Linked DNA regions of Homo sapiens: region 2 is linked to region 1. Evidence: read pairs that join two places in POLR2A ChIA-PET (ENCODE). Cell type or tissue: Panc1. All regions are shown on one strand. Region 1 overlaps KMT5B (lysine methyltransferase 5B). Region 2 overlaps CHKA (choline kinase alpha).

Region 1 (5,000 bases):
GAAAAGCTATCAACATTGTTAAATTTTTGGTAACAGCATAATAGCTTTATTGAAATACAATTCACATACGACACAACTCACTTTTTTTTTTTTTGAAGACAGGGTCTTGCTTTGCCACCCAGCCTGGAGTGCAGTGGCATGATCACAGCTCACCGCAGCCTCGAATTCCTGGGCTCAAGGAATCATCCTGCCTCAGCCTCCCTAGTAGCTGGGACCACAGGCATGCATCATCAAACCTGGTTAATTTTTGTATTTTTTTGTAAAAGTGGGGTCTCGCCATATTGTCCAGGCTGGTCTTGAACTCCTGAGCTCAAGCCATCCTCCTGCCTCAGCCTCCCAAACTGCTGGGATTACAGGCGTGAGCCACCACGCCCAGTCTTCTTTTTTTCACGCAGGCATTTACAAGTATAAATTTCCCTCTAAACCACCGCTTTGGCTGCATCCTGTAAGTTTTAGTATGTTTTATCTTTCTTTTAATTCACTTCAAAATGTTTTCTGATTTCCTTTTTGATTTCTTCTTTGACCCACTGATTATTTAGAAGTGTGTTATTTCATTTCTATGTATTTGTGAAATTCCCAAATTTCCTTGTTAATTTCTAATTTTCCTCCATTGGGGTCACAGAACATACCTTTTATGATTTCAATCCTTTGAAGTTTATGGAAGCTTGTTATACGGTCTAGCATATGTTCTATCCTGGAATGCTGCACTTGCACTTGAGATGAATGCGTATTCTGATGAGGTTCTATAGATGTCTGTTAGGCCTCATTGGTTTATAGTCTTAAGCTGTTCTATCCATTATTAAAAGTGGCGTATCAAAGTCTCCAAATTATTGCTGAATTGTTGATTTTTCCCTTCAATTTTGTCAGTTTTTCTTTCCTGTATCTTAAGGCTCTGCTGCTGGGAAAGTCACTGATTGTATCTGAGATGGGGCACTGCTCTGTGCTCTCCCATTTCTCATTGCTGGCTCTCTTTCTGCACCATTCTGGCCCAATAACATTCAATGTAAGGCTATGTCATCTTCACACACTGGGTTTTCCCAACCTAGCCCTCTATATTTATCTATGCTTGGTAAAGTGTAACCAAAGTAATGGCCATTTTCCTTTTTCTTTTTTTTTTTTTTTTGAGATGGAGTCTCGCTCTGTCGCCCAGGCTGGAGTGCAGTGACGCAATCTCGGCTCACTGCAAGCTCTGCCTCCCGGGTTCACACCATTCTCCCGCCTCAGCCTCACGAGTAGTTGGGACTACAGGCACCTGCCACCACGCCCAGCTGATTTTTTGTATTTTTAGTAGAGGCGGGGTTTGACCGTATTAGCCAGGATGGTCTCGATCTCCTGACCTCATGATCCACCCACCTCAGCCTCCCAAAGTGCTGGGATTACAGGCGTGAGCCACCACGCCCGGCCCGTAATGGCCATTTCTAAACTCTTTTTTTTTTTCTTTAAACAAGAGTCTCATTTTTTTTTGCCCATGCTGGAGTGCAGTGGTGTGATCTCGGCTCACTGCAACCTCTAACTCCTGGGCTCAAGTGATCTTTCCAACCACAGCCTCTCAAAGTAGTTGGAACCATAGACATGCAACACCATGATTGGCTAATTTTTTTGTAGACACGGTAGTTTTTGTAGACACAGGGTTTCACCATGTTGCCCAGGCTGGTCTCAAACTCCTGGACTTAAGCAGATCCATTCGCCTTGGACTCCCAAAGTGCCGGGACTACAGGTGTGAGCTACCACGCCCAGACGCATTTTCTAAATTCTTGTGTATCTATAATAATTCAACTAATTAAAACTGTTTTGCACTATGATACACAAAAGGAGGCCAACAGTGATTTCCTAAAAAACTTAAGATATGCCTAGTTTGCTGACCAGAATGAATACACACTGATGTGATCACTATATTTCTCAATTCTTCACGTTCACACTAGCTGCTAAGGAGTGAGGCAGGATGAGGGTACATGCTGCCAGCAGCCTCAGGAGTGAGTGGTGTCCATGCAGAGGACCACTCATTCAGTCTTGCCTCTTCCTACTCTTGTCCCAAGCAGGAATTCTGTCTGGTTTTCTATAGCAACAGTGACCTGATCTGAAATGGAAAGGTTAAGGGTAGCCTGGGCCCAATGAATCGCATAAACCCTAAAAGGTAAGAAGGAAATCTATCAGAACTTGTACAATCTGAAACTACAGAAAATCCCAGGCTAATCCAAATCCCTGGAAACAGGCCAATGCCAATCTGAATTAAGGATATTCAAAGGTGGCTAGATTCACGTTAGAAAAAGAAGAAAAGCTGTCCTCTTTAACATGACATACGTTTGGACATATAGCTGCCTAGTTAGGTATACACTTGTCCTCAGTCATTTTACTACTTTTAGAGGAACTATGAAATACGCACCAAATCTACAACTTCCTGAACTCTCAAAAAGCAGCCTCTTTCCTATCAAGAGGTATAGAGGAAATAAAGTAACTTATCAGCAGTGTTTCACTGTCAGGATGAACAACTGTCTACCCTGTATAAATAGAATAAATTGCTATGATTTGTGAGGCTGCCCTAAAGCAGTCAGTTCTATCTATCCTCATTCTACTTATGTAAATTACAGTTGGCGTCATTATTCATATTATTCCATGAAACATTTGTGGAAATTAGCAAAGAAGTACATACCTATACTTACATCTATTAAAAAAATACAGGTTAACCTGTAAGAAGTTCAATTAAAATTTTAAAAATTTAGTAAGACATATCAACCATTCAGGTAAATTCTACAAAATATAAAGTAACAGACAGAAAAGCATGATTAAAATAATTATATGAAGCATTAAACTTGAGTTTTATATAGTTTGATGAGAATAAAAATTGACACAACTTTGAGAGTAAAAAGACTATATTGTTAATTATGAAAATGCAAAAAATTATTTAAGACAAAAGAAAACAGAATACACATTACAAACTGGAAAGAATTACTACCCCATATCACAATCAGAACATTGAAGGTTTAAGTGTGTACATACATCTGTTCGACCTCCTCTCGACTGCATTTTTGCCAGCCTTCAGGGTGTCCTTCCCCGTGTGCTGTAATTTTGATTGATTCTGCTGATGGTCATTAGACAACTTGCCTCCATTTCTCCTGCCATTCACCACCATGTTCTTGGATTCTCCCAACCACTTCATACCCACAGACAGCCTGACCCAGGTGCATTTAGTCACTCTCTTCAAATAGCTTAGAGAATACTTTCAATGTTCTCTCCTAACAGAAACAAAATATGAAAAACAAAACAAAATGGGGAGATAAATACATGAAAGATCATGCTAAACAGACCCTTGAGAAAGATATATAATATTAAAAGGACAGTCATTCACAGTATAATGATGTTTTGGTCAATGACAGACCACATAAACAACGGTGGTTCCATAAGATTATAACAGAGCTGGACATACACTTCATAAAATTCGTATTGCCTAGTATTTACTATATTATACTTTTTACTGTTATTTTAGAGTATATTCCTTCTACTTTTTTTTAAGTTAACTATAAAACAGCCCCAGGCAGGTTATTCAAGAGATATTCCAGAGGAAGGCACTGTTATCACAGGAGATGACAGCTCCATGCATGCTACTGCCCCTGAAGACGCTCCAGTGGGACAAGATGCAGAGGGAGAAGACAGTGATATGGATAATCCCGACCCTGTGTGGGCTGAAGCTAATGTTTGTGACCTGTGTCTCAGTTTTTAATAAAAAAGTTAAAAAAATAAAAGTAGGAAAAGGTTATAGAATAAAGATATTTTAAAAAGAATATAGCTGAGCACAGTGGCTCATGCCTGTAATCCCAGCACTTTGGGGGGCCATGGCAGGCGGACTGCTTGAGCCCAGAAGTTGAGACCAGCCTGGGCAACATGGCAAGACCCTGCCTCTACAGAAAATAAAAAAGTGAGCCAGGCATAGTGGCATGAGCCTGTGGTTCCAGCTACTTGAGAGGCTGAGATGGGAGGTCAAGCCTGCAGTGAAGCTATGATTGCAACACTGTACTCCAGCCTGGGTGACAGAGCAACCCTGTCTTCCAAAAAAGAAAAGAAAATAATAATATATTTTTGTGTCTTTTTGTCTGTGTTTTGAGACAGTCTCACTCTATGGCCCAGGCTGGAGTGCAGTGGTGTGATTATGGCTCACTGCAACCTCAAATTCCAGGGCTCAACCAATCCTCCCACTCAGCCTCCCAAGTAGCTGGGACTAGAGGCAGGAGCCACCACATCCAGTTAATTTTAAAACTTTGTGTGTGTGTGTGTGTGTGTGTGTGTGTGTGTGTAGAGACGAGGTCTCACTATGTTGCCCAGACTGGTCTCAAACTCCTGGCCTCAAGCAATCCCTCCACCTTGGCCTCCAAAAGTGCTGGGATTACAGGCATGAGCCACTGTGCCTGGCTAAGAAAGAATATACATTCATTTATTTGAGACAGGGCCTTGCTCTGTCGCCCCGGCTAGAGTGCAGTGGTGCCATCTCTTCTCATTGCAACCTCCACCTCCCAGGTTCAAATGATTCTCCTGCCTCAGTCTCCTGAGTAGGTGGGATTACAGGCGTGCACCACCACACCCAGCTAATTTTTGTATTTTTAGTAGAGACAGGGTTTTACCATGTTGGCTAGGCTGGTCTCGAACTCCCAACCTCAAGTGATCCACCTGCCTTGGCCTCCGAAAGTGCTGGGATTATAGGCGTGAGCCACTGTATGTGGCCAGAATGTATTTTTGTATAGCTATATGTGTTTGTATTTTAAGCCAAGTATTACCATAAAAGAGTCAAAAAGTTTTTAGAAAAAAAAACTTTATAAAGTAAAACAGTTACAAGCTAAGGTTAATTATTGAAGAAACATTTCAAAATAAATTTAGCGTAGCCTAAGTGTACGGTGTTAATAAAGTCTACAATAGTATACATGTACTAGGTCTACGCAATTACTCACCACTCACTCACTGACTCATCCAGAGCAACTTCAAATCCTGCAAGTTCCATTCATGGGAAGTGC
Region 2 (5,000 bases), 90 kb before region 1:
AAAGATTATGACTGTAACAAACAACTCAAAGTTTTAAAGAAATCTCAGAGAAACAGTTATTAAATTCAGCTTCGTTGAGATCATACTTTGTTAACTGGGACTATCCTCTAAAATCTTTTGGATAATGTTATAAAAACAATACCTTCTCCACATTAGAACTTTATAATCTAAATCTGAGCTGAAAATTTTAATCAATATGTAGAACCAAGAATCATCAAGCACTATTGAAGATTTAACCAACATTGTACCTTCTCTGGATGTAAAACTGGGAATACTTGCACTAGTTTACTAATAAATAATAACTAAAAAAAACACGAATTAACTTAGAATGCAAACCAAGCTGTGCAGCCCAATTAAAGTAAAAGTAAAAGCAATATACTCAAATATCTTTAGTAACACCATTAAAGTATTTAAAATCTCTTTCCAAGGTATCTCAGCAAAGAGGATTTAAAATGTTAACAGGATCCCCCCCTCCCAAAGTAGCCTACCAACTCACCATCTGCAAAATCGCTCCATACAGCCGCAGGAGCACTTTCCGAGGCTCATCACCAAGGGTGGCTGTGGTGTCAGGTAGGGAGCACTGGAACAGCATGTTGCTAAGGCCGCCTCTGTCAGAAATAAGAGGACAGTAAGTATCTTTATTGCAGGTGAGCTAAATCACTCTTCTTGGATAAATATGGATGAAAAGTCAGGGTTACACAAGAACTGTTCTCATCTTATCTCGATTTATTCTCTCAATTTAACTCCATGAGTCACATTAAAAACAGACAAATTCCCTTTCTGTTTTTCTGCAGTAGAGGTGGGGAAGCGTTTTTGAAATTGCCCGTGTGGGCCGGGCACGGTGGCTCACGCCTGTAATCCCAGCACTTTGGGAGGCCGAGGCGGGTGGATCACAAGGTCAAGGAATCTAGACCATCCTGGCTAACACGGTGAAACCCCGTCTCTACTAAAAAAATACAAAAAATTAGCCAGGCGTGGTGGCAGGTGCCTGTAGTCCCAGCAACTCAGGAGGCTGAGGCAGGAGAATGGCATGAACCCGGGAGGCGAAGCTTGCAGTGAGCCGAGATGGCACCACTGCACTCCAGCCTGGGCGACAGAGCAAGACTCCGTCTCAAAAAAAAAAAAAAAAAAATCTTGAGGCAATATTTAAACCTTCTTCTCTAGGGCTTTCCATTTGATATGTATTAATAGTTCCAAGATCTTCTACGCTAGTGTTACTAAAAATCTGTCAACTGATTTTGACTAGGAGCTTGTTCAAAAAACTCCCAACATTAACTGGTTACCACGGCCTTCAGATGAAACAGGAGACCTCAATACTCTAATCACACACCAAGTAAGTAGCTAAGCAAGGAATCAAACCCAGGCATATGGCTCGAGTCCCTGCTTGTAACTAACCATGAAGAGTTGTCAAAGAGATAGGAGGCAAAGCTGGAGAGCACCATGTGCCACATTAAAGACATTACAGGAGGTCGGGCGCAGTGGCTCATGCCTGTAATCCCAGCACTTTGGGAGGCCAAGGCAGGTGGATCACCTGAGGTCAAGAGTTTGACACCAGCCTGGCCAACATGGTGAAAGCCTGTCTCTACTAAAAATATAAATTAGCCGGGTGTGGTGGCACACACCTTGTAATACCAGCTACTTGAGAGGCTGAGGCAGAAGAATCGCTTGAACCCAGGAGGCAGAGGTTGCAGTGAGCCGTTATCGCGCCACTGTACTCCAGCCTGGGCGACAGAGTGAGACTCCTATCTCAAAAAAAAAAAAAAAAAAAAAGAAAAAGAAAAGATAAAAGAAAAATGTCATAGGAGCTGCGTGAGCTGCAAAATCACCTTCCATCAGGACTACTCTCTATAAACCTCTATGACACAAACATCTCCATGTCCTATTACTGCTATAACAAATTACTACAAATTTAGTGGCTTAAAACTGAAAACAGATTCTGATCGAGCTCATTAATTTTTAAAAATAAGGGTAACTAGGTGGAAATGGGGAGTTGGTTTAAGTTTAATGGGTACAGAGTTTCAGTTTGGGAAGACGACAACATTCTGGAGACGGATGGTGGTGATGGCAGCACAACAATGAATGTACTTAATGCCACTAAACTATATATTTTTAAATTGTTAAAATTGTATTTTTAATGCTGCTTATTTTACCACAATTTTACTTGATTTTATTTATTTATTTATTTTTTTCAGAGAGGGTTTTGCTCTGTCATCCAGGCTAGAGTACAGTGGCACAATCTCGGCTCACTGCAACCTCCACCACCCAGGTTCAAGCGATTCTCCTGCCTCAGCCCCCCAAGTAGCTGGGATTACAGGTGTATGCCAGCATGCTTAGCTAATTTTTGTATTTTTGGTAGAAACGGAGTTTTGCCAGGCTGCTCTGGAACTCCTGACCTCAGGTGATCCACCCATCTCGGCCTCCCAAAGTGCTAGAATTACAGGCACACCATGCCTGACCTTATTTTACCACAGTTTTAATAAAAAAGTATGAAGTACTGATATATACTACAACATGAAACTTAAAAACATTATGCTAAGTGAAAGAAGACAGTCACAAAAGACCACATGTTATATGATTCCATTCATATGAACTGTCCAGAACAAGGAAATCTATAAAGTCCATTAGTGGTTGCCAGGAGCTGGGGTGGGAAGGGGTACTTAGGGGTAGGGGATGATAGCTAAAAGTTTCTTTTTGAAAGATGAAAATGTTCTAAAACTGACTGTGGTAACAGCTGCAAGTATCTGTGATTACACTAAAAGCCACTGGACTGTACAATTTAAATGGGTGAATTGTATGGTTTGTGAACTATATCTCATTTTCTTACCAAATAAAAAATTTGAATGTGCTTCTAGCACAAACAATTTTTTCCCAGATTTAAGTAAGACATATTTAAGAGGTTTTTTCAAAGGTTACTTAAAATGAAAAACCATCATGAGTCTCTAGGAACAAGACAGCAAGAGTCAGGATCTATTTTCCCAGAAGGTTGTCTACCTTAGTTAAAAAGAACAAAAATAAAAGGGAACCCAAAGTTCTTGTTTTCCCAAAGCAAGCTGTGAAGCAGGCCGACAGCGTGTAGATCAAAGGAACCAAAAGCAGCCTTAACCTTTCTGTTAAACTTGGCGTGGCGCCTCAACTGTGTGGCTTATCAGAATCCCCCTGCCGCGTCTGGTCACAGCCAACATGGGTTTCTGGCTACCAAGCAACAGAACGGGCATTAAAACAGAGTTAAAAGCCCTAGTTTTTCTTCCGGTCACATACTCTGGAAATCTCAGTCAAATGCAAAGGCAAACAGATGAAGTACTGTTCTAAATTGTGTAACCTGATTCAAAGTTTACCCCCGTACTGCTAAAGAAGGAAGGCAGACTAGCTTGGCCAGAAACAAGCTCACAACCTGGAAACCCTTCAACTGCTTTTTATTACCTGTAGCCTCTATTGTTCAATAGGTTTTAGTGAATAAATTGTCAATTATTTTTTAGTGACAGTCAAAATAAATGAAGCAAGGTGACTGGCACCAATAACCCAAACTGTGAGAAATTTACCTAGAAAAAAAGCCAACTACCAATGAGTCAAATAATAATATGACCAGGAACAATAAAATGTGGTAGGAAGAAATGCCAGAAATGGTAGCAAAAATGTAACAGTTCAATTTATCATATAATTTGTCAAAAATATCCTCCCAAGTAAAACCCCAGGAGCTCTCAAGGATTTGCAAGAAGTTTTGAAACCACAAACTTTATCACCTGGCATAATAGCTTTATAAGTCATAATTAGATATGAGAGGCATGGGCTGGATGTGGCGGCTCACGCCTGTAATCCTAGCACTTTGGGAGGCTGAGGCGGGCAGATCACTTGAGGTCAGGAGTTCAAGACCAGCCTGGCCAACATGGTGAAACCCTGTCTCTACTAAAAATACAAAAATTAGCCGGGCATGGTGGCACGTGCCTGTAATCCCAGCTACTCAGGAGGCTGAGGCAGGAGAACTACTTGAACCCGAGAGGCAGAGATTGCAGTGAGCCGAGATTGTGCCATTGCACTCCAGCCTGGGGGACAAGAACGAAACATCATCTCCAATAAATAAATACATAAATAAATAAATAAATAAATAAATAAATACAAGAGCGAAACATCATCTCCAATAAATAAATAAATAAATTTAAATATATATATGCACACACACACACATATATATGAGAGGCACAAGATACTCAAGCAAAATCTCAAATACAGTGACAATAACACACTTATTCCACACTCAACACAATGACAGGAAGGAAACAGAAAAAAGCAGGAAGTACCTGCTGGCAGGAATTCTCACCCCTGCCCTCCAGACCCAGTGGTGCACGCATCACTAACTGTCAACCCATGATTCCTTAAAACAGAATACTAAGGGAATAACAAGCAGTATAAAGAGGTTCTTTTTTTTTTTTTTTTTTTTTTTTTTTTGAGACGGAGTCTCACTCTGTCACCCAGGCTGGAGTGCAACAGCGCGATCTCGGCTCACTGCAAGCTCCACCTCCCAGGTTCACACCATTCTCCTGCCTCAGCCTCCCAAGTAGCTGGGACTACAGGCGCCCACCACCACACCGGGCTAATTTTTTTGTATTTTTAGTAGAGACGGGGTTTCACCGTGTTAGCCAGGATGGTCTCGATCTCCTGACCTCATGATCTACCTGTCTCAGCCCCCCAAAGTGCTGGGATTACAGGCGTGAGCCACCACGCTGGTCCAAAGAGGTTATTTTACATAAATTGTTGAGCAAAAATGAAATGAATCATTTCAGCTTCTCTTGATAGCCAGAAAAACAAGGCAAGAGAAAGAAATAAAAGGCATCCAAATTGGAAATGAAGTTAAATTATCCCTGTTTGCAGACAACATGATCTTACATATAGAAAACCCTAAAGACCCCACCAAAAAACTATGAGAACTAATAAGTTCAGTAAGATTGCAGGATACAAAATCAACATACAAAAATCAGTAGCAGTATTATTTCTAAACGGGAGGC

Evidence for each region. Peaks named below come from ENCODE experiments on the same cell type or tissue, not always from the same donor. Only the 100,000 strongest peaks of a DNase experiment are listed, where the experiment ranks them.
Region 2: POLR2A ChIA-PET joins it to region 1 with 7 read pairs; 6 of 35 experiments call an interaction of 5 or more read pairs at or near these places.

Annotation. Positions count from the first base shown.
Region 1 is chr11:68,186,920-68,191,919 of GRCh38, forward strand. It overlaps KMT5B (lysine methyltransferase 5B), which reads right to left. Exons shown (of 11, transcript NM_017635.5): 2 at 2,998-3,233. The coding sequence starts at 3,157. Among named protein-coding and RNA genes, the nearest start is that of KMT5B, 24 kb to the right of the region's middle. In Panc1, no CTCF peak of the experiment used is centred here; no DNase peak of the experiment used is centred here.
Region 2 is chr11:68,096,523-68,101,522 of GRCh38, forward strand. CHKA (choline kinase alpha) reads right to left here. Exons shown (of 12, transcript NM_001277.3): 2 at 497-608. Among named protein-coding and RNA genes, the nearest start is that of CHKA, 22 kb to the right of the region's middle. In Panc1, no CTCF peak of the experiment used is centred here; no DNase peak of the experiment used is centred here; H3K27ac peaks cover 676 bases.